Regions from separate parts of the Homo sapiens genome. Here region 2 is linked to region 1. A link is a loop called in an ENCODE intact Hi-C map of the cell type or tissue named here. Cell type or tissue: A673. All regions are shown on one strand. Each heading gives the region's core, and the rest is flanking DNA. Links, peaks and the distances in the headings are about the cores only. Region 1 overlaps LOC105373640 (a long non-coding RNA gene). Region 2 overlaps LOC105373643 (a long non-coding RNA gene).

Evidence for each region. Hi-C counts contacts between places; a loop is a spot of excess contacts. Peaks named below come from ENCODE experiments on the same cell type or tissue, not always from the same donor. Only the 100,000 strongest peaks of a DNase experiment are listed, where the experiment ranks them.
Region 2: it touches region 1 in a loop (4-fold over the local background); 2 of 110 quality-filtered maps call a loop at or near these places.

The regions. Positions count from the first base shown.
Region 1 is chr2:138,924,575-138,936,823 of GRCh38, forward strand. The region is part of intron 2 of LOC105373640 (a long non-coding RNA gene); the gene reads left to right. Among named protein-coding and RNA genes, the nearest start is that of NXPH2, 150 kb to the left of the region's middle. In A673, for the core only: a CTCF peak has its summit at 5,428; DNase peaks (open chromatin) are centred at 4,357 and 4,747; H3K4me3 peaks cover 834 bases; H3K27ac peaks cover 1,247 bases.
Region 2 is chr2:139,346,910-139,359,158 of GRCh38, forward strand. The region is part of intron 4 of LOC105373643 (a long non-coding RNA gene); the gene reads left to right. Among named protein-coding and RNA genes, the nearest start is that of NXPH2, 570 kb to the left of the region's middle. In A673, for the core only: a CTCF peak has its summit at 7,140 (motif pointing left); no DNase peak of the experiment used is centred there.

The DNA of each region.
Region 1 (12,249 bases), core at 4,145-6,644:
TTCTTCCTCACCCTTCTGGTCTCCAGGCCCGTGTTTCCCAGGCCCATCCCATTCCATCCACAACTCCTCGGGCACTTGTACTCCTGCAGATGTGGTCACACAGAACGTCTGGTGGTGCATGACCCCTGCTTGCCATTGAGACCATTGGGCCAGGGTGGTGCTTTGCTTCAGGCATGTCATTCCATTCCTAGCTCAGCTGAGGATGGGGATGTAGTACAGTAACCCCTCCCAATCCATAGGGGACATGTTCCAAGACCGCCGGTGGATGCCTGGAACCACAGATAGCACCCAATCCTGTATATAGTGGTTTTTTTTCTATATGTACATACTTATGATAAAGTTTAATTTATGGTAGACACAGTAAGAAGTTAATAACAATAATCAATAATCAATTAGAACAATATAGTATAATAAAAGTTGTGTGAATATGGTCTCTTTTTCCTCTCTCTTTCCCGAAATGTCTTATCTTGTTTTACTTACCTATTTTTGCACTGCAGTTTATCTTGGATAACTGAAACAGTGGAAAGCAAGACTGAGGATGAGGGGAGACTACTGCATTGCTTTGTCTCTAGTGGAGTAGAGAGTCCTCTTTTGCTTCCAAATGAATTTTTAAAGATATTAGCTAAAAGCACCATTGTGTTAGATGGAGCCAGATAATATCATTAAGCTCATAAGCATGTGTCACTGGTAAGTAACATAAATGCTGAATGGTTGAGTTTCAATTGAGTGCCTGCTGACCCAGCTCCAACGCTAAAATTTTCTTCACATACCTTTCACACATACACTACATTTATGACTCTTGATCTCAGAAACACTTAAGGACATTCTACAGGAAAAACAAAGTCAGCTTTATTTCAGGTTCTGGATTTTTAGACTGTCAGGCACTTCCACACGTGTGCTCCATGATCTATGATATGTTCCACACCTAGCACTCATTTAGAATTGGCTTAAAGATTATATCTAAAAAAGGTATCAAAACCAAAATAAAATAGGTAATAGATGTTTTGCTTTCTCCTACTCCACAATTTAAGCCTCAACCAATTGTATGCAAACCTTGTCCCTCTCCCCCATGATATTATCCTCAACTTCTGTCCAGCAGTAAAATTCCTATTCCAATTTAAAGAGTTGAACTAGTCCCCAGAAAAATGCAAAATGGGAAAAGATTGTCTTTAGAATTTCTCTACCTTTCTCTCAGAGTTCCCATCAAGTATTGCTGCTTAGCTTCCTGGTGTCCCGGCTGCCGCTCTGTCCTGGTTTCCCTAGGAGCCTACCAAGAACTCAAACAGGACATTGAACTCAGAGAATTATTTTTCATAGCCTGTTAGTGATGTTTCTCTCTTCTGAACACTTGTCGAGTTTAAGCAGTGGGTTCCAGGAGCTGAGCCTTAAAGCATGAGATAGGTGGAGGCATGCTCACTTTGGTCAAGTAGACAGTTCTGTTATCACCACACTTCGGGGTTGAGTCTTCTCAGTTCAGTTACTTTTAGGATAATTTCACAGCAATGGACTAGAATCATTTTTTGACAGTATGATTTAATAGCCAAAATGACCAAGGTACTTGGATATCAAAACTTTGGCCTTATCAGGTTGGTAATTTTAGAGATCCTATCAGATGAACCCTTCAGCAATTCTATCGATTGCCTACTACCCAAACAAGCTCCTTTATGGCTAATTGTTTAAGGGATAGCTACAAAGATGCATTTCCTGTCTTTCAGTAGCAAACAGTGTCTGGAAGGCACTGACCTTTACCAGTGGGACAAACAGGTTGTATCCCCAGAAGACAGTGATGTTCAAAGTAAGATTGCAAGAGAAAAACAGTATTGATTGGATTTAAGGAAGAATGGTTATATTGTATTTATATTTAGACAAACTCATAAGATGTAGTCACAAAGAAACAGTGGTAAACATAAGGAATCAATTCGACTCCTGTTGATTTCATTATTAATTACAAAATGATATCCTCTGTTATGAAATCTTTCATTTATTCATTTGTTCAAGGATAACTTCATTCTTTGAACAAGTGTTTATTGAGAGCTTAATATTTATGAGGCACAATACCTGGATTAAACTAAGCTTGATTCAAAGCACATGAAGTATTTAACAGATGAAAAAAATACAGAAAAATTAATTTCTTTGGTATAACAAATGCAAAAGGTCTTACTTGATACATAGTGATTTTAGTCTATTTTATAGCTTCAGGATCTAGAGGTTAAATTATTTGCCCAAAGACACCTAAATTTTGTAACTAAAACCTGCATATCTCTATTACCTTTCTAGTGCACTTTTCCTATTGCACACTGGCATTACATTCATTGATTCTTAAAACAACCCTTCATCCAGGCCTTAAACCTTGGCTTTAGGCTCCAACTCTGGCTCTTTTTATGAGGCCACCCTGAGCTCCCAACCTGGGCTCTTAACTCCTTTCCCAAGAAGCAGGAAGTTTCTGCATTCCCCAGCCTGCAACTATGGCAAACACACAAACACATGAATAATGAAACAAGCAAACAGACAAACAAACAAAGCACGGCCTTTTCCTTTCCTGAGATACTCAGGAGAATTTTAAAATATAGACCCAATTTTGGAGTTAAAAGGTTTGTGCTCAAAATTCAGTTCTGCACCAGGTGACCTTGGCTAGGTCCTACCAACTCTGTCACTGAAGCCAGCAGCTTACCTGATTGATTGACTTTTCATTTATTTCATCTACCATCTTCATGTTAGGAAGCCACAGACTCATGGATACCCAGGAAATAAACATGACTTTTTTATAGCTCAAAAGCTTTCTAAGGGAATTTGAAGAGGGTTCTTTGTGTGTGTGTGTGTGCCAATTATTATGTTTTACTAAGCTCCACCATCACTTTGGCATTAATAATGCAAACAAGAACCTTTACTACTTGGCTGACCCCAAGGAAATGGCTAATTGTGATTCTTAAATCTATAGACCTCATGAGACAGCAACTATACCTTTATGCATATGCTTGTTATTGATCATTGCAGAAAGTATTTAACTGTCTGGAATAGTCTCAGAATTACTGTAGTTGGTGTTGCTCAACAAATTTGTCTTTTGATGTAAAATGTCATTGTCAAAATTCAAAGTTATAATAAGATTCTGCACAAAGCACTCTGAATTACATTTCTCAGAATAACTTGAGAAAGTATTGTTCAGTAGCAATGCAAAGCACTAATTGTAATATTTCAGAGAAAACCTTTCATTTTTTCAAAACTTGTAAGTCTATTAATCCTAAAATTATGATTCACTCCAAGGATATTTTAGCACAAGTTCAGAAATATAATATAATGTTCTATAATATAATTAGTAATCCAATAAAATATTTTGCTCTAAATTACTTAATAAATGTACTATGTGAGTAATAATATTCTTAAAATGAATTCCAGGAAAATTCTTCAGGTTCTTCTTTCAAAATAATTGCATATAATTCTAAAAAATGTATTGGAGTTCCAAAGACTGCAGTCTTTATTTTATTGAATTAGACAGCACGCAGGCTAACGGTAGTCCATAATGAAACTGCTAGGTGTCAAGGTAAAAAGTGATAAAGGATGAAATTTAAAGCTTTCAGAAATTCAGCTGAGAGAAAATCCACAGATTGTGCCTTTTAGCCACTGTTTTACCACTACTAATAGAGAAGCAGCAAAGTCTGATTTTTTTTGTTTGTTTCCCGTCACTACCAAGCTGCCAGTTTAATTCCTCATTAAATAGATAAACATGTTTCTAAGCTTACATGGCAAAGGATCATCAGCATCCAATACTCTCAACTCAATACCAGGAATCTATTAATGTTTCTAAGGTTCTTTTATTTTTATGGTGATTTATTTTGTCTATTCATCCTCTGAGCTCAATGTGGGACCTATATAAGCTTTTCTATCTGAAAATCCTCAAAGAAGGGTGAAAAAAAATCTGTGTCATGGTGAGAGGCAGTGGATATCTTTCTACATGACAGAGAATGTAGGTGCATTCATTTTATTTGACTTCATAGCTCTAGTGAATTATCTGCTTTGTTTCATGAGGCATCACTACTTATGTAAAAAAGGGATGCAATTTGAGGAATTTAGCATAAATACTGGTCAGTCTTTTGCTGGTGACAGTTTAGTGCCCATCTTTTAGACATTCCTTTTAATGCTGTCAATATTTACAATGGAACATCACAAGCACAATTTCACCACTGAAAATCAATTTCATGTAAATGCCATTCTCTTGTAGGGCTGGTGATGAAAGACCCCTCTCCAAAGTCTCCCTCCTTCCCTATTAGGCTGTTTTGCTTTGCAGTTTATTATCTGTGCCTTCAGCCACACAGACACTTGGGAGAGGGAGAAGAAGAATGATCTGGTATGCCAATTAGTCTCAGAAAACCCTTTATATAAGACTGCTTATAAGTTTTGGAAATTACCATATTTAAGAGATTCCTGACGTGGGCTGAGCTTTTCATTTCTGATCTTGTATGGTCACACAAAATTGAATGTCATTCAAGCTCATGTGACCTTACTATTTCTTTTCAAATTACTTCATTTTATTCAACATCATACATGTTCCATTCTTAGCAGACCCCTCTCCTTACTCTGAGACATGTAATGTTGACTTCACTTTCTCTTTCTTTCCTTCCTTCCTTCCTCCCTCTCTTCCTTCATTCCTTCATTCCTCCCTTCTTCTTTTGTTTCTTGCTCATAAATTTCCCTTCCTTGACAAGCAGATTTCCTAAACATTACTTGCTATTCAACGACCAGCTCTGGCTTTTTTTTCCTTGTGAAACTGTCTTGGATTACTCATGAAGAATAATGAGCCCTAACACAATGTTAGCTCACAGTTGGCCTTTGATAAATAAGAGATGATAAGGCTCTTACTATCTGGAAGGTAGGATCTGGTTATGCACTAATGAGCTTATGCAAAAAGTGCTGGCTATGACTATCAACTCGCAATTTCCGATATGGAAAAAGTACAAATATCTTTATCTCTTGTAATTAGTGAATTTCTCTTTTTACCACCTCCATCTTACTGGAATGATCAACAGGCATTCCAGTGAGGATTTATGCTGTCTCCTTTCCCACAGTATTGTCCAAATTCCAAGGGACTTGATGCCAAAGCCATAGGAAGAATTTTGGTGGATGTTGGGTCATTACTCAGTGCTCTTGTCAAAGCTTGAGTCTACTGAGATATTCACTGTTCCCCCAAGACACTTGCTCATTCATCCACTTTAGGTGCTTTTCAATACGGCCTTCACAGGTTCATTGCTCTCTCTGTGGTCTTTAGGTCATCCTTGGATATATGGCCACCATTCTGTGTTCCTGAACCATTAAGTATAGGAAATCCAAGTGAAGTTGTTTAAGACGATGCTTGCCTATGTGCAGCATGTGGCTCTTCCTCTCTCAGTGTCTTTATCTTAGAAGGAGTCCTACCGCCTCCCTGTGTCTTCTTCTGGGAAGTGAGTCACAGGTTTCCTGCTCTCTGATCCCGCAGGATTTCTTACTATTTTGCTGTTTTTTTTTTTTTTTTAATGTATGGGACAGGATTCTTTTCCCGTCCTGGGGATTCTATTCCAATCTGTATGGATGAGGATTAAGAGCAGTGAAGGCTGGTCTTACTTTTGATGTTTTCTTGGATTCTCTTGCCTATGCATACATCTTTTATACTCTCCCAAGTACTAATTTTTTTAAAAATACAAAGACTAGAAATAAATTTATTTTTCCCCTACTTCATGCTGTTACATTTTGTAAATAAGGTGAAAATCATAGGTCTTTAAAGTTACCTAAATACTAAGTATGGAGGGCAAGTTTGAGAGGAGGGAGAAATGGTGTGATAATGCATAAAATACTCACAAATACATTAAAAACCCTATTATTTAGTATGCTGAAAATATTATAATACATTATTTTTCACATCTTATACTACTGTAAGTTCCTTGAAGAAGGGGAGCAGTTTTAGTATTGTAGAATCTCCTGTAATGCCCAGGAACATGATGCACATATGGGAGGTGCATTAGTTCGTTCTCACACTGCTATCCAGAACTACCTGAAGCTGAGTAATGTATAAAGAAAAGAGGTTTAATTGACTCCCAGTGCCACAGGCTGTACAGGAAGCTTGGCTGGGGCAGCCTCAGGAAACTTACAATCATAGCAGAAGTGCAAAGGGGAAGCAAGTACGTCTTTACATGGTGGGAGGTGAGAGAGAGTGAACAGGGAAGTGCTACACACTTTCAAACGACCAGATCTCATGGGATCTCACTCACTATCACGAGAACAGCAAAGGGGAAATCTGCCGCCCGTGATCCAATCACCTGCTGCGAAGTCCCTCCTCTGACATTGAGGATTACAATACTACATGAAATTTGGGTGAGGACACAGAACCAAACCATATCAGTAGGGATTTGTTAAATTTTTGCTAAATGATGGATTGATGGTGAGACATTTGTGGTTTAATAAATGTAGTTGTTAGATTACCAGAAGAATTTGCATTTTGTAATCGGACTTGCTTATCTTTCACGATGTTTCTTAACAGAACACAAAGTTATGTAGAACTAAATATCACACCGAGTGTGCTGAACTTGTTTGCTGTTCTGGGAAATTTATAAGCTTCTGAAATATGTATTCTGCTTGCCCTGTGCAGTGAAATTGAGCTTAAGAAACTTTACATGCAAGACCTCTACAATGAAGAAAACTGAAGGAGGGCAGGGCAAAGATGGCCAATTAGAAACAGCGGCAATTGGAGGCTCCCGTCAAAAAGAACCATAATTAGCCTGTGAATTCTTCACTAGCAACCAAGGTATCCAGGTTCTCTCATCAGAACTGACTAGGCAGCTGGCGTGACCCACGGAGAGGAAAGAAGAGCAGTGTGGTGCAGCCTCCCACCTGAAAGCCACATGGTGCAGGGGAACCCCCACCCCCAGCCAATGGAGGTGGTGAGTGAGCATGCTACCCAGCCGGGGAAACCATGCTTCTTCCATGGAACTGTGCAACCAACGGATCAGAAGATCCTGCTTGTGAGCCCACGCCACCAGGGCCTAGAGTCCCAACCCTGGAACCGTGCAGAGTCTCAACAGCCTCTCAGCTGGAATCTGCTTAAGCATATGGAGCTCCCAGCCGGGAGGGGCGACCAACACCAGTTGCAGCTGTGGCTGGCTGCTGTCTAAGCCATTTGAGCTCTTTGAGAAAGGGACAGCAGCCAGCACTGGGGCTCACAACTACCCAACACGCTAAGCTCCCTGGGCGGGGGAAGGGCGGCATCCATCTCTATAGCTCTAGGCCGTGCTTTTCCCCTTCTGGAGCCAGAAAGGCTGGATGGCTTGGTCCTAAGACATGTCCTCCACAGCCCAACACACCAGCTGTGGCAGACTGTGGCCAGAGTGCCTCTTCAGGCCTGACCCTGACCCATCCTTCCTCAATGGGCAGGGCTTCCCCTGCAGGAACTCCGATAAATCCAGCCAGAGGCTCAGGGACAGAACAGGGACCTCCCTGGGCCTGAGCTACCTCGGGGGAGGGGTGGATGCAGTCTCTGCAGACCAGCAGACTTAGCCTTTCCTCCTGGTAGTTCTGAGGAATCCTGGCAGCCCAGATGAGTGGGTTTCCCCCCAGCGAAGCACAACCCCTCCACCATGGGACAACGGGTCCTGTTCCCCGTGCCACCCAACTGAGTGAGACCCTCCAACAGGGGTTGTCAGACAACCTATACAGGAGTATTCCTGCTGTTATCAGATTGGTGCCCCTCGAGATCAGAGATCCTAGAAGAAGCAGCAGGCACCCATCTTCGCTTTCCTCCAAGCTCCTTGAGCCATATCTCCAAATTAGAAAGCTAGAAAGATCTCAAATAAACACCTTAACATCACAATTAAAGAGCTAGAGAGGCAAGAACAAACTAATCCAAAGCTAGCAGAAGACAAGAAATAACTAGGATCAAAGAAGAACTGAAGGAGACAGAGACACGAAAAAGCCTCCAAAAAAAAAAATTAATGGATCCAGAAGGTGATTTTTTTGAAAAAATTAACAAAATAGATAGCCTGCTGGCTGGACTAATAAAGAAGAAAAGTGAGAAGAATCAAATAGACAAAATATAAACTGATAAAGGGAATATCACCACTGACCCCACAGAAATACAAACTACCATTAGAAAATACTATAAACACCTCTATGCAAATAAGCTAGAAAATCTAGAAGAAGTGGATAAATACCTGAACACATACACCCTCCCAAGACTAAACCAGGAAGAAGTCAAATCCTTGAATAGACCAATAACACGTTCTGAAATTGAGTCAGTAATTAATAACCTACCAACAAAAAAAGCCCAAGACCAGAGGGACTCACAGTTGAATTATACCAGAGGTACAAAGAGGAGCTGGTACCATTCCTTCTGAAACCATTTCAAATGATTGAAAAGGACAGACTCCTCCCTAGCTCATTTTATGAAACCAGCATCATCCTGATACCCAAACCAGGAAGAGACACAATAAAAAAAGAAAACTTGAGGCCAATATCCCTGATGAACATCAAAAATAAAAAAATACTGGCAAACTGAATCCAGCAGCACATCAAAAAACGTATCCATCATGATCAAATTGCCTTCATCCCTGGGATGCATAGCTCGTTCAAAATACACAAATCAATAAACATAATCCATAACATAAACAGAACCAAAGACAAAAACCACATGATTATCTCAATAGATGGAGAAAAGGCCTTTGATAAAATTCAACATCCTTCATGTTAAAAACTCTCAATAAACTAGGTATTGATGGAACATATCTCAAAATAATAAGAGCTATATATGACAAACCCACAGCCAATATCATATTGAATGGGCAAAAACTGGAAGCATTCCCTTCAAAAACTGGTAGAAGACAAGGATGCCTTCTCTCATCACTCCTATTTAACATAGTATTGGATGTTCTGGCTAGGGCAATCAGGCAAGAGAAAGAAATATAGGGTATTCAAATAGGAAGAAAGGAAGTCAAATTGTCTGTTTGTAGATGACATAATTTTATATTTAGAAAACCCCATCATCTCAGCCCCAAAACCACCTGAACTGGTAAGCAACTTCAGCGAAGTCTCAGGATATAAAATCAATCTGCAAAATCACAAGCATTCCTTTAGCTTACCAATAAACAATCAGAGAGCCAAACCATGAATGAACTCCCATTCACAATTACGACAAACAGAATAAAATACCTAGGAATACAGCTAACAAGTGATGTGAAGGACCTTTTCAAGGAGAACTACAAACCACTGCTCAAGGAAATAGGACACAAACAAATGGAAAAACATTCCATCTTCATGTATAGTAAGAATCAATATCATGAAAATGGCCATACTGCCCAAAGTAGTTTATGGATTCAATGCAATTCCCATCAAATTAGCATTGACATTTTCCACAGAATTAGAAAAAACTAATTCAAATTTTATGTAGAATCAAAGAAGACCCCGCATAGCCAAGACAATCCTAAGCAAAAAGAACAAAGCTGCAGGCGTTATGCTACCTGACTTCAAACTACACTACAAGGCTCCAATAAAAAAAACAGCATGATACTGGTACCAAAACAGACATAAAGACCAATGGAACAGAACAGAGGCCTTAGAAATAACACCAAAAATCTACAGTCATCTGATCTTCAACAAACCTGAACAAAACAAGCAATGGTGAAAGGTGAAATGGTGAAATAAACGGTGCTGGGAAAACTGGCTAGCCATATGCAGAAAACTGAAACTGGACCCCTTTCTTACACCTTATACAAAAACCAACTCAAGATGAATTAAAGACTTACATGTAAAACTCAAAACCATAAAACCCTAGAAAAAATCCTAGGCAATACCATTCAGGATATAGGGATGGGCAAAGACTTCATGATGAAAATACCAAAAGCAATTGCAAAAAAGCCAAAATTGACAAATGGGATCTAATTAAACTAAAGAGCTTCTACGCAGCAAAAGAAACTATCATCGGAGTGAACAGGCAACCTACAGAATGGGAGATAATTTTTGCAATCTACCCATCTGACGAAGGTCTAATATCCAGAATTTACAAGGAACTTAAACAAATTTATAAGAAAAAAAAAACAGCCCCTTCAAAAAGTAGGCAAAATATATGAATAGACACTTCTCAAAAGAAGACATTTACATGGCCAGCAAACACATGAAAAAAAACCTGAACATTACTGATCATTAGAGCAATGCAAATCAAAAACGGAGGAATATTAATGGAAATGAAAGGTAAAAATTTGAGTAGCCTCTAGCTGTGATAAAGCAATAAAATATACTTAGGACTTACATGCAAACTTTGTATACATGAATTCTCAACACTTTGAATTACTAACAAACAATTTTTCATAGGTTTGAGAAACTCTTCCTTAATATATAAAAACAAATTTGCTGCAGATAATCATTATGGAGATTCCACTCCCCAAACTGTGAAATCAGATGTATTCACACCACAGATAATTAGGCAAGGTGGAAATAGATATTTTGTCTCTTCAGCAATCTTGAATGTTACTTTTTGGGGCAATCATGATGTAGTGATTATGCAGACTTTAATGAGAGGAATGCCTCTGACATTAGCTAAAATCTCCCCTAATGTTGGTGTCTGTTTAATTACCAACAATGAACAGCAAGGTAGCCTCTAGATATTTAATAAAGTTGTTGGATTTTAAAATGCTAACATGCTTTTCATAGGGTTCTTTGATAATGCTGGTTGCTTATTTTAATTATGTCAACCTCACTTCTAAGCAAGGACTAATTTGTACGTTTGATTCCTGTATTGACGACTTAGGTAAACTGTGTTCTATAGCCAGAGGGCACACAATTAAACACTAGCAACCAGCTCACTTAGTCCTGCTATAGGCAATCAGCAGCACACAAAAGAACACAGAAAAAGCAGGCAAATCTACCTTCCCTCTGCTGAAACAATCCTAGATGCAAGTGTAGGGGTGGTGGGTTGTTAGGACCTTTATATAGGAAGGATAATCTGTATTTATATTAAATAATTGTAAGTCACTAGTGCATGCATGCAACAGTTCAGTCCTTAATCCAAGACACACAGTCATTCATACGATTTGTACCAAATCACGAATTTCTAAAAGTAAAAACTAAGATGCTTAATGCTGCAGAGATTATCCTTTATAAGAGATATTCATATCTGTGCTATTCCCTCATGACATATCTCATTTTATTTTGCATTTTGTACATTTTATTTTTTTGCTCACCATAGCTTCTGAAAGTTTAGCACTCTTTGCGTATATCTTCAATAATAGACCCCAAATTTAAAAGTGTTATAATGCTACCTAACTCATATCAAAAATACACATCAAAGGAAAAATATCAAAAGTATTTTCATGAACAGCTATAGATTTAAGAAAATAAAGATGAGTAAATGTATGAATGCTTTACAGACATTATTCCATTTAATTCTCAACCTTGTGCTAGGAGTTCAGAGAAGTTTAGGTAGCACAGTATCTTCATATGTCCTCATGATTTCCAGCAAGAGTTTGTGAAGAAAATATCTGTGAGAATGAAGTTTAGTTATCATATCTGTGACAATACCCACCTATTTGTATCACCTTTTAGATTAAATAAGATGATGCATGCGATGGGTGGAGCTTGTAGTCTATACATAACCATTAACCCTGGAAATGTTAGTGCTTTGTCTTCTTTTTCTTTGTTATCTTATTCTTTGGGATGCTCCTCTTTTATTACTAGTTTTTAAGAATGAATTTCCTGCCTTCACCATCCCTGCCAGGAAGACTTTTCCTACCTCTTTCCCAGCAAATTATTGTCTTTTTCTTTGGTTCCTGTCAAAGGTGATGCATGTCATAGTCCAAGAAGAAGGTTTGCCAGGAATGGCTTGATCCAAGTATTTGTATTGGGCCTCTAAAATATGGTCTTCCTCTTTTACAATTTAACCAATAAGATAATCTAAACCAAGAATAGTTCTCATACTCTGCATTGTCCTATGCTGTGCAGTAATTCTCTTTTCCTCTTTTTATTTTTATTTTTTGGAATAGGGAATAAGCCCACTGATTTTCCCTTCCCTTAGGTCAGTGGTCCTTAAACTGGTTTGAGAACCTCTTTCTGCTCTTTAAAATTATTAAAGACTACAAAGAGCTCTTTTTTTAAATGCAGGTTATATCTATTGACTGTTACCATATTAGAAATTAAAATAAAAACATTTAAAAATATATTTTATTAAAAAATAATAATCTCATTACATAGCATATATATCATATTTTTATGAAAAATTAACTATTTTCAAAAACAAAAAAT
Region 2 (12,249 bases), core at 5,622-8,121, 420 kb after region 1:
AGTAGAATGATTTATAATCCTTTGGGTATATACCCAGTAATGCGATTACTGGATCAAATGGTATTTCTAGTTCTAGATCCTTGAGAATCACCACACTGTCTTCCAAAATGGTTGAATTAATTTACACTCCCACCAACAGTGTAAAAGCATTCCTATTTATCCACATCCTCTCCAGCAACTGTTGTTTCCTGACTTTTTAATGATCATCATTCTAACTGGCATGAGATGCTATCTCATTGTGGTTTTGATTGCACTTCTTTAATGATCAGTGATGATGAGTTTTTTTTCATATGTTTGATGGTTGTATAAATGTCTTCTTTTGAAAAGTGTCTGTTCATATCCTTTGCCCACTTTTTGATAGGGTTGTTTGTTTTGTTCTTGTAAATTTGTTTAAGTTCTTTGTAGATTCTGGATAATAGCCCTTTGTCAGATGGATAGATTTCAAGCATTTTCTCCCATTCTGTAGGTTGCCTGTTCATTCTGATGATAGTTTCTTTTGCTGTGCAAAAGCTCTTTAGTTTAATTAGATCCCATTTGTCAATTTTGGTTTTCGTTACCACTGCTTTTGGTGTTTTAGTCATTAAGTCTTTGCCCATGCCTATGTCCTGAATGGTATTGCCTAGGTTTTCTTCTAGGGTTTCTATGATTTTAGGGCTTATGTTTAAATCTTTAATCCATCTTGAGCTAATTTTTTATAAGGTGTAAGGAAGGGGTCCAGTTTCAGTTTTCTGCATATGGCTAGCCAGTTTTCCCGACACCGTTTACTAAATAGGGAATCCTTTCCCCATTGCTTGTTTTTGTCAGGTTTGTCAAAGATCAGATGGTTGTAGATGTGTGTGATTATTTCTGAGGCCTCTGTTCTGTTCCAATGGTCTATATATCTGTTTCGGTACCAGTACCATGCTGTTTTGGTTACTGTAGCATTGTAGTATAGTTTGAAGTCAGGTAGTGTCATGCCTCCAGCTTTGTTATTTTTGCTTAGGATTGTCTTGGCTATATGGGCTCTTTTTTGGTTCCATATGAAGTTTAAAGTAGTTTTTTCTAATTATGTAAAGAAAGTCAATGGTAGCTTGATGGAAATAGCACTGAATCTATAAATTACTTTGGGCAGTATATCCATTTTCATGATATTGATTCTTCCCATCTATGAGAATGGAATGTTTTTCCATTTGTTTGTATCCTATCTTATTTCCTCGAACAGGGGTTTGTAGTTCCCCTTGAAGAGGTCTTTCACCTCCCTTGTAAGTTGTATTCCTAGGTATTTTATTCTTTTTGTAGCAATTGTGAATGGGATTCCACTCATGATTTGGTTTTCTGTTTGTCTATTATTGGTGTATAGGAATGTTTGTGATTTTTGCACATAGATTTTGTATCCTAAGACTTTGTTGAAGTTGCTTATCAGCTTAAGGAGTTTTGGGGCTGAGATGATGGGGTTTTCTAGACATAGGATCATGTCATCTGCAAACAGAGATAATTTGACTGTCTCTCATCCGATTTGAATATGCTTTATTTCTTTCTCTTGCCTGAATGCCCTGGCCAGAACTTCCAATAATATGTTGAATAGGAGTGGTGAGAGAGGACATCCTTGTTTTGTGCCAGTTTTCAAAGGGAATACTTCCAGCTTTTTCCCATTCAATATGATATTGGCTGTGGGTTTGTCATAAATGGCTCTTGTTATTTTGAGATACATTCCAGCAATACCTAGTTTATTGAGTGTTTTTAGCATGAAGGGGTGTTGAATTTTATCAAAGGCCTTTTCTGCATCTGTTGAGATAATCATGTGGTTTTTGTCATTGTTTCTGTTTATGTGATGGATTATATTTATTGATTTGCACATGTTGAACCAGCCTTGCATCCCAGGGATAAAACCGACTTGATCATGGTGGATAAGCTTTTTATTGTGCTGCTGGATTTGGTTTGCCAGTATTTTATTGAGGATTTTTACACTGATGTTCATCAGGGATATTGGCCTAAAATTTCCTTTTTTTGCTGTGTCTCTGCCAGGTTTTGGGATTAGGGTGATGCTGGAGTCAAAAAATGAGTTAGGAAGGAGTCCCTCTTTTTCTATTGTTTGTAATACTTTCAGAAGGAATGGTTTCAGCTCCAATTTGTAATTCTGGGAGAATTCAGCTGTGACTGTGTCTGGCCCTGGACTTTTTTTGATTGCTAGGCAATTAATTACGACCTCAGTTTCAGAACTTGTTATTGGTCTATTCAGGGATTTGACTTCTTCATGGTTTAGTCTTGGGAGGGTGTATGTATCCAGGAATTTATCCATTTCTTCTAGATTTTCTCGTTTATTTGCATAGAGATGTCTATAGTATTCTCTGATGATAGTTTGTATTTCTGTGGGATCAGTGGTAATCTCCCCTTTATCATTTTTCATTGTGTTTATTTGATTCTTCTCTCTTTTCTTCTTTATTAGTCTGGCTAGTGGTCTATTTTGTTAATCTTTTCAAAAAACCAGCTCCTGAATTCATTGACTGTTTGAAGGGTTTTTTTGTGTGTGTGTCTCTATCTCCTTCAGTTCTGCTCTGATCTTACTTATTTATTGTCTTCTGCTAGCTTTTGAGTTTGTTTGCTCTTGCTTCTCTAGTTCTTTTAATTGTGATGTTAGGGTGTCGACTTTAGAGCTTTCCCGCTTTCTCCTGTGGACACTTAGTGCTACAAATTTCCCTCTTAATACTTCTTTAGCTGTGTCCCAGAGATTCTCGTATGTTGTGTCTTTGTTCTTATTGGTTTCAGAGAACTTATTTTTTTCTGCCTTAATTTTGTTATTTACCCAGTAGTCATTCAGGAGCAGGTTCTTCAGTTTCCATTTAGTTGTGCAGTTCTGAGTGAGTTTCTTAATCCTGAGTTCTAATTTGATTGCACTATGGTCTGAGAGACTGTTTGTTATGATTTCTGTTCTTTTGCATTTGCTGAGGAGTGTTCTTCTTCCAATTATGTGGTTGATTTTAGAATAAGTGCTATATGGTGCCATCATCACTATGAAGAAACTGCATCAACTAATGGGCCAAATAACCAGCTAGCATCATAAAGACAGGATCAAATTCACACATAACAATATTAACCCCAAATGTATACGGGCTAAATGCCCCAATTAAAAGGCACAGACTGGCAAATTTGATAAAGAGTCAAGACCCATCAGTGTGCTGTATTCAGGAGACCCATCTCACGTGCAAAGACACACATAGGCTCAAAATAAAGGGATGTAGGAATATTTACCAAGCAAATGAAAAGCAAAAAAAAAGCAAGGGTTGCAATCCTAGTCTCTGATAAAACAGACTTTAAACCACCAAAGATCAAATGACAAAGAGGGCATTACATAATGGCAAAGGGATCAATGCAACAAGAAGAGCTAACTATCCTAAACATATATGCACCCAATACAGGAGCACCCAGATACACAAAGCAAGTTCTTAGAGACCTACAAAGAGATTTACACTCCCACACAATAATAGTGGGAAACTTTAACACCCCTCTGTCAATATCAGACAGATCAACAAGATAGAAAATTAACAAGGATATTCAAGACTTGAACTCAGCTCTCGACCAAGCAGAGCTAATAGACATCTACAGAACTCTCCACCCCAAATCAACAGAATGTACATTCTTCTCAATTCTTTATACAAATATGAAAAGATAATTTATTTCTCAGTAGGTTAACTCTAATTTCTTTTTTTCTTTTTCTTTTTTTTTTTTTTTGATGCAGAGTCTCAGTCTGTTGCCCAGGCTGGAGAGCAGTTGCACAATCTTGTCTCACTGCAACTTTTTCCTCCCAGGTTCAAGCAATTCTCATGCCTCAGCCTCCCAAGTAGCTTGTATTACAGGCTCCTGCCACCACGCCCGGCTAATTTGTGTATTTTTAGTGGAGATAGGGTTTTGCCATATTGGCCAGGCTGGTCTCGAACTGCTGACCTCAGGTGATCTGCACAACTTGGGCCTCACAAAATGCTGGTATTACAGTCATGAGCCACCATGCCTGGTCAAATCCAATTTTTATATCACATCTTTTAGTATAAGGCTTCTCAAATTTTAAAGATTCATAAAAATTACCTGAATATCTTGTTAAAATGCACTTTCTGAATCAGGTGGTCTATGGTGGCAGGTTTTTCAGGTTTCTCATTTCTAACAAGTTCCCAGTGATGATGCTGCTGCCTGGTCCAGGGACCACATTTGGGGGTGTGGTAGCAATGCTCTAGAAATGGGAAATGTAGATCTAGAAGTACACTAAGAAGACGCTTAGCCTGACACATGTGTTTTATTAAAGGATTTCAGCTACTTTGGTAGATAGCTTTCTTTTTCTGTTTCACGTATTCATTAAAACAATTGTAAAATATTCAATGGCAAACAGAATCCTAGTATTTTGTATTTTTGTATGTAGCACAGAGGCTGTACAACCACCAAACAAAATGTTACAGAGCAGTGCAAGGATTTGGCCAACAATGCATATGACAATGTCATATTGAATAATATTAGGCAAAACATATAGACTTGAATTAGCCAATAGCCATATCATTTGTTACATACAGCCATTATACACATTTATACGTTTCTGTCACTTGTTAACTATTGAGACACTGGAGTTTCAAATCCCTGTTGATGGCTGGACATTAAGTTGGTAGTTGGCAAGATAAGTTTAGATTCCTTTTTCAGTTTTAACATTCTATCATGTGGCATGACAGTATTAAAGAACTTGCTCACATTCACGTAACTGTCTTGCCTTAAAGATGGGAACATAGCAGCTTTCAGTTTAAGTTAAGTGCATTATGTAGCCTCTAAACCTTCAGTCATTCAAATGGTCCTTTCCTTACCAAGAGACCATAAACATATATATAAAATTGGATCTTACATTTGATTTTTGAAAACATTGGAAGTACTTTTTACAATTTTCTTAGCTTGTGTCAAGTGGACCAAACACTTTGATAAATAATTAACATTTCACTTTGTGAATGTGTCATCATCTAGGCAGAACTATTAAAAATGCATTTTATCTAGGCAGGTTTTGGATAGTCACATTGTGGAAAATGTCCCTTAACACATGAGAATTTTTAAAGAAAAATGTGCTTTGTTGGTGTAAATCTCTTATCTAGTAGCAGGTTCTTGTATTTCCATTTGGATTTTTCTTAATGCCCATTTTCTCTATAGTATGAGACTTCTTACCACTATTTGTTACAAATCATATTATACATGCATGCTATTACAATCCCCACTTTTCAAACAGTTATTGTTTTCATTGGGGAAATTGGGTTTATATTCTCCTGGATTTTTTAATTACTTGAGTATGTCTTCAAGAAGTGGGGCATAGAATGTGGATATGTTCTAAGACTGCCTGCTGCCTAATCCTTTCATTCATCTTACATTGGTATGTCCAGGAAATATGGATGCTATTTCCGGATCATGGAACTAAATGACTTAAATTAAATGTCCATTTTTTTCAAACAGATGTCACTACTGATACTCATCTGTATTTTGTTCTATTGAATATTGTCTATTCTCTTCTTTTACATCTTATAGATTAAATATACATAATAATAAAATCTGGTTAACAAAAAGGTACTTGATGATACTAAAATAATTAGACGCTTTAAAAATCTATCATTTTTAATATGAATTACTTTTCTATTTAAAAGCACCAAGCTGATTATGCTATAGTGAATCTATTAGTCTGAAAGTGTACAGTCAATGGAAATTGAATATAAGAGAATATCAAATATATATCATAAGATTGAGAGGTTACATACTCAGTAATTGATATGGTTTAGCCGTGTCCTCAACCAAATCTCATCTTGAATTCCCATGTGTTGTGGGAGAGACCTGGTGGGAGGTAATTGAATCATGGGGGCAGGTCTTTCTTATGTTGCTCTCATGACAATGAATAAGTTTCATGAGATCTGATGGTTTTAAAAATGGGAGTTTCCCTGCACAATCTCTCTCTTTGCCTGCTGTCATCCATGTAAGATGTGACTTGCTCCTCCTTGCCTTCCGCCATGGTTGCAAGGCCTCCCCAGCCATGTGGAACAGTAAGTCCATTAAACCTCTCTTCCTTTTGTATACTACCCAGTCATGGGTATGTATTAATCAGTAGCATGAAAGTGGACTAATAAATTGGTACCAGTAGAGTGGGGTGTTGCTGAAAAGATACCCCAAAATGTGAAAGTGACTTAGGAACTGGGTAAAGGCAGAATTTGGAAGAGTTTGGAGGGCTCAGAAGAAGACAGGAAAATGTGCAAAAGTTTGGAGCTCCCTAGAGACTTGTTGAATGGCTTTGACCAAAATGCTAATAATGATACAGACAATGAAATCCAGAGTGAGGTGGTATCAGACAGAAATGAGGAACTTTTTGGGAAATGGAATAAAGATGACTGTTGTTATGTTTTAGCAAAGAGACTGGTGGCATTTTGCCCCTGCCTTAGAGATCTGTGGAACTTTGAAACTGAGAGAGATGATTTAGAGTATCCAACAGAAGAAATTTCTAAGCAGCAAAACATTCAAGATGTGACCTGTTTGCTGTTAGAAGCATTCAGTTATTGAGGAAGGAAAGCATAAGAGTTTAGAAAATTTGCAGCCTGACAATGCGATAGAAAAGAAAATTCCATTTTCTGAGGAGAAATTCAAGTCGACTGCAGAAATTTGCATAAGTAATGAGAAGCCAAAAGTAAATCCCCAAGACAATAGAGGAAATATCTCTAGGGCATGTCAGAAGCCTTCACAGCAGCCCCTCCCATCACAGGCCTGGAGGCCTAGAGGGAAAAAATGGTTTTGTGGGCCAGGTCCAGGGTCCCCGTGCTGTGTGTGTGCAGCCTAAGGGCTCGGTGCCCTGCATCCCAGCAACTCCAGCTATGGCTAAAATTGGCCAAGGTACAGCTTGAGCCATGGCTTCAGAAGGTGCAAGCCCCAAGCCTTGGCAGCTCCCATGTGGTGTTGAGCCTGCAGGTATACAGAAGTCAAGAATTGAGGTTTGGGAACCTCCAACCAGATTTCAGAGGATGTATGGAAATGTCTGGATGCCCAGGCAAAGTTTGCTGCAGGGGTGGGTCCCTCATGAAAAACCTCTGCTAGGGCCATATGAAAGGAAAATGTGGGGTTGGAGCCCCCACACAAAGTCTGTACTGGGGCACCACCTAGTGGAGTTGTGAGAAGAGGGACACTGTCCTCTAGACCCCAGAGGGTAGATCCACTGACAGATTGCACTATGTGTCTGGAAAAGCAGCAGATGCTCAATGTCTGCCTGGAATGCAGCCAGGAGGGAGGCTGTACCCTGCACAGCCACAGGGGCAGACCTGCCCAAGACCATGGGAACCCATATCTTGCATGAGCGTGACCTGGATGTGAGACCTGGAGTCAAGGGATATCATTTTGGAGCCTTAAGATTTGACAGTCCCACTGGATTTCTGACTTGCATGGAGTCTGTAGTCCCATTGTTTTGGCCATTTTCTCCAATTTAAACCAGCTGTATTTACCCAATGCCTGTACCCCCTTTGTATCTAGGAAGTAACTAACTTGCTTTTGATTTTACAGGCTTATAGGCAGAAGAGACTTGCCTTGTCTTGGATGAGACTTTGGACTGTGGACTTTTGAATTAATACTGTAATGAGTTAAGACTTTGGGGGACCATTGGGAAGGCATGATTGGTTTTGAAATGTGTGGACATGAGATTTGAGAGGGGCCAGGGGCAGAATGATATGGAAGAGGTAAGGAACAGATTTTCCTCCTGAGTCTCTGTAGGGAGTGTGGCACTGCTGACACCTTGATTTTGGCTGGCCTCCAGAACTGTAAGAGGGTAAGTTTCTGTTGCTTTATGCTACAAGGTTTGTGGTTCTTTGTTATGAGAGCCCTAGGAAACTAATACAAATGGTATTCAAAGCAGTAAAGAAGTGCTTATGAGCATTAATAATGATCAGAAGGTGTCTAGGAAAGAGGGCAGGCAGAGAGTGGAGGGAACAGCATTGCCAAGCCCTGGAAGTGAGAAGGGATAATGGCACGTTTAAGGTAGAGCAGTGAGAGAAGTTCAGTACAGCAGATCCTGACAGTTCTGAAATGATTCTTTTTTCCTTCCTGGCCAGTGTTCCAGAAATTATACTTTACTCTTTACGTAATAAACAATATCAACAAACTATGCAACAGAAAGCTTCACAGACAGTTTCCTACACCAAGGAGAAGTATAAAAATTCACTGCTTTTTGATTGTTTTAGAGCTTAGTCTCCAGCTCTTTCAGAAAAGAACAACGTAGGAGGTAACAGTGAAATCAGTAAGTATTGTGTTTTTTCTGAATTGAGCAAATTGAAAGCAAACTCAACCCAGTTCCTAGATCACAACTCCCAGAAAATAATTGACTGGGTAACTCGAGCTCAGCCAAGGGGTCCTTCTCAGCCAATCAAAGGAGAGAGCTTCAGGGAGACTTATGACAGCCTCCAAATCCAGGTGGAACACAAAAGCCCCTGCAAGATACTCTTAGAAAACAAACTCAGAAATTCCAATCTTTGCTTGGGGAGCAGAATATCCTCAGAAGCAGGGAATGCACACCCACAGCACTTACGGCTGAAGGCCTACATTTTATTTTCACTTGAGGGCTTTCCTGGTTGGAACACTGCTGTCATATTATACCTGCCCCTTATGGATACCACTGTGCTTATAATACTCTCTACTATGAAAAAAATACTTGTTCATTCGGCATATTGAAAAGAGGGAAGGCATAAATATAAATGCTTTGCAAAATATTAAGAAGGAAGTGAAGTGAATTTAAGAAGTTAATAACAACCTTGCTGATAAGGCACAACAAATGGGTTATAACTAGAGTTTGCAAGCTATTAATATTCTATGGATATTCAGGAAAGGGAGATAGCTGCAATGGGCTAGTTATATTTTTCAGGCATCTCACAGCAATTCCTTCTTTTTTAATATCTGGGATGCAAACCCACATGTACTGTACAAGACTTCATTTCTTGATCAAAAATAAGGTTGATTTCTGTTCCAAGATTATATTTGCTTACTGAATAATTGGTACGGCTTTATTGATGATCTTTTAGAGACACTCATTCCACTTATTCTCTCTGTCCAGAATGTGGCTTATTTAATTTCTTAATAATATAGCAATAGCTGAACCATGCCAATTCGTATAACAATCACAAAGCAAAAACAACACACACACACACACACACACACACACACACACACTGTATCCAGTTATCAACTTTAAAGCAAAAACTATCCTCCCCACGATATCTTCACTATCTTCTTTCTCTTATAGTTTCAATTCCTAGCAGTAGATGTACTCATAAAGGAATCACTGAGAATAGAGTTTTAAAATGCATTACAATTTTTTCAAATCCTGAGATTTAGTTCTTTTCTAATTGTCACATATTGTGAAATGAGAGAAAGAAGCTTTGAGCAAATGAAATAAGGGAAGGGCTAATTTTGATTAAGGAAAATTACATGATTCCTTAAATCTGTAATATGAGGCCTCCAGGGGATGTCATCTTGTAGAATTTTATAGCAAGCACTGGGTAATTTTACAGCAACCTGAACATATTGAAAGCTGAAAATAATGTTGAGTTGTTCACTAGGGTGCTGAAAAGATGAATAAGAAGCAAAAAATTAAATTAAACTTATGTAATTTACTAGGATGACATAGTTTTTATATACATCCAATGGATTAGTTTTTTTTTTACAAAGGTTTATCTACTTTGTGTTTGGAAAATCATGGGAAGAACCTTTTCAGTTTCTGGCTGAAAATCATGACTGAGTCTCTAAAAATATCACAGCTATATTAAGAAGTCACAATAAGAGAGGGAATTTATAGGCTAGTACGTAGAATACATTAAATGTAATTCTATGGCATTCTTATTTTTTACCAAAAATCACAAGTGAATATATTCTGAGTCCATGTAGTATCACAAATAACCTTAAGTTGCCATCATTTAACTTAGTGTCCCACATTTGTATTAGAGGCATCAACATGAACATTACCCTCTCTTTGTATATCATTAGTTCTAATTTGTCAAATTTCCCTTTGCACTTTGATTTCTTGGTGGAGAAAAAAATATGACAAGATGATATTCTGTCCACTGTATAAAAACCTCCTGAGTAAAGGCTCAAATTAAGAAATTGAAAGGGAACTGGTTGAGGGAGGCATACAAAGGCCCATATCTTTTCTATGTAGTTAGCATACCATATACTTAGTTTGTGGAGAGTTGGTTTGTTGGTTTAAAATCATAGTGTCAAAGCATGCACAGCTGTTCTGTTTTGTTTTTCAGAAGCCTGGGGTTCTCTTTTATATTACCCTCTCTTATGACCCATGTTAAGTAAATATTTAAGTTATCAAAAGGGTTGTCTAAAATATAACTGGTCTCACCAGGCACGGTGGCTCACGCATGTAATTGCAGCACTTTGGGAGGCTGAGGTGGGAGGAACAGGAGGTCAGGAATTCAAGACCAGCCTGGCCAACACAGTGAAACCCCATCTCTACTAAAAATACAAAAATTAGCTAGGCACGGTGGTGTGGACCTGTAACTCCAGCTACTCAGGAGGCTGAGGCAAGAGAATTGCTTGAACCCAGGAGGTGGTGGTTGCAGTGAGCCGAGATTGCACCACTGCACTCCAGCCTGGGTGACAGAACAATACTCTCCATCTCGGGGGGAAAAAAAGAAAAAAGAAAAAATATATATATATAGTGATCTCTACACATCCATGTCACCAACTTTCCACATAGAGATAGTGATATTTTTGAAAGTTAAATTTCACATTGCAGATGTTCTGTGTGGGATACTTCAATGTGTTTTCTCCTGCTCTTAGGGTCAAGTCCAAAATTTCTTACATAACTTATAAGCCCAAAAGAATATCAGCCCCAAATTCAACTTTATGTACTCCTTGCACTGTTCACAGTGATACCTGGGTAAACTGTTGTGGTCATTGATTAGAAGATGGAACTATTACCAGAAGAATATTGGATGTGGAATTAGGTATGCTGGAACAAAAAGAGCATGAATGGTTACAAAGCCCAGGTGGTAGTTATAGGTCACATCAGTTTACATATATGTATTTTAGTGACATGAACCCAGTTCTTATAACTTTGCCTGGCAAAAAGAGTTGGAAAGAAGGAAGCGTCTACAAAAAGAATTGAAGGTGCTTCCCTGAATTTTACGGTAACAAATGGAAATGAAGCATGATTCAATATAACAATGTGGTTGGTAGTTCTTACCCTGGCTAGTTGTTGGTAATAGAGATTGGTTCTGTGCTCTGCCCCTCTCTGTGTGTTCCCTTGGGTAGTCATTCCAGATCAATTTGCTGATTTATAATGCTGTGGATAATAATGCTTGCTTTCACCAAGCCATTGTAGAAGATGAATGTTTACTGTGTGTTTAAGATTAGAAGGTAAAAGGTGGTATGCAATCAGAAATGGTGTGTTGAAAGGTTATTAATGACGCTCAAAGCTAAGAGGAGAGGGACAGGCAATTCTCTTTAGGGCTCAGTAGCATTTAATGCCAGGCAGGAGCACACTTATTTTTAGATATACATTTCCCTGTTCATTGAAGACAGGATTCATAAAGAAAAACAATATTTTGACATGTAATAGGATTACAATTTTTTAGAAATTAGGTTAAAATCGTCAAGAAAAAGAAACATCCGAATAAAGGTCAGATGCGAGGCTAACACCTATAATCCAAGCAATTTGGGAGGCTGAGGCAGGAGGATCTCTTGAGCCCAGGGGTTCAAGACCAGCCCGGGAAATATGGCAGAACCCCATCTCTACAAAAATATATAAAAATCAGCCAGGGATGTTGATGCATGCCTGTAGTACCAACTACTGGGGAGGCTGAAATAAGAGAATTGATTGAATCTGGGCTGCAGTGAGCTCTGAGGCACTGTACTCCAGCCTGGACGACACAGTGAGACCCTGTCTCAAAAAAAAAAAAAGAAAGAAACATATTCATTGAGCAATAAAAAGTTGTCTGTGTGATCATTAAAAAAGTATTTTAGTTAAAAGATGCATAACACATTTGAGTTATAAATAAATTATGTATATATGTTATACACACACATAAATTTACTTATTTCCATAAGAAAGAAGTATGCCAATTAGGTAACATTACCTTTTTTCCCCATCCCCTGTTTTCCTAAATCATTTTTGTACAGATTCCTGGCTGATCAGTGTCCCCAAATCATTCTTATTGAATCTAAGTGGAATTATAACTATGTAATTCCATGTAGCTTCACCTGTTTCAACCCTAGTTCATATTGCTGCAC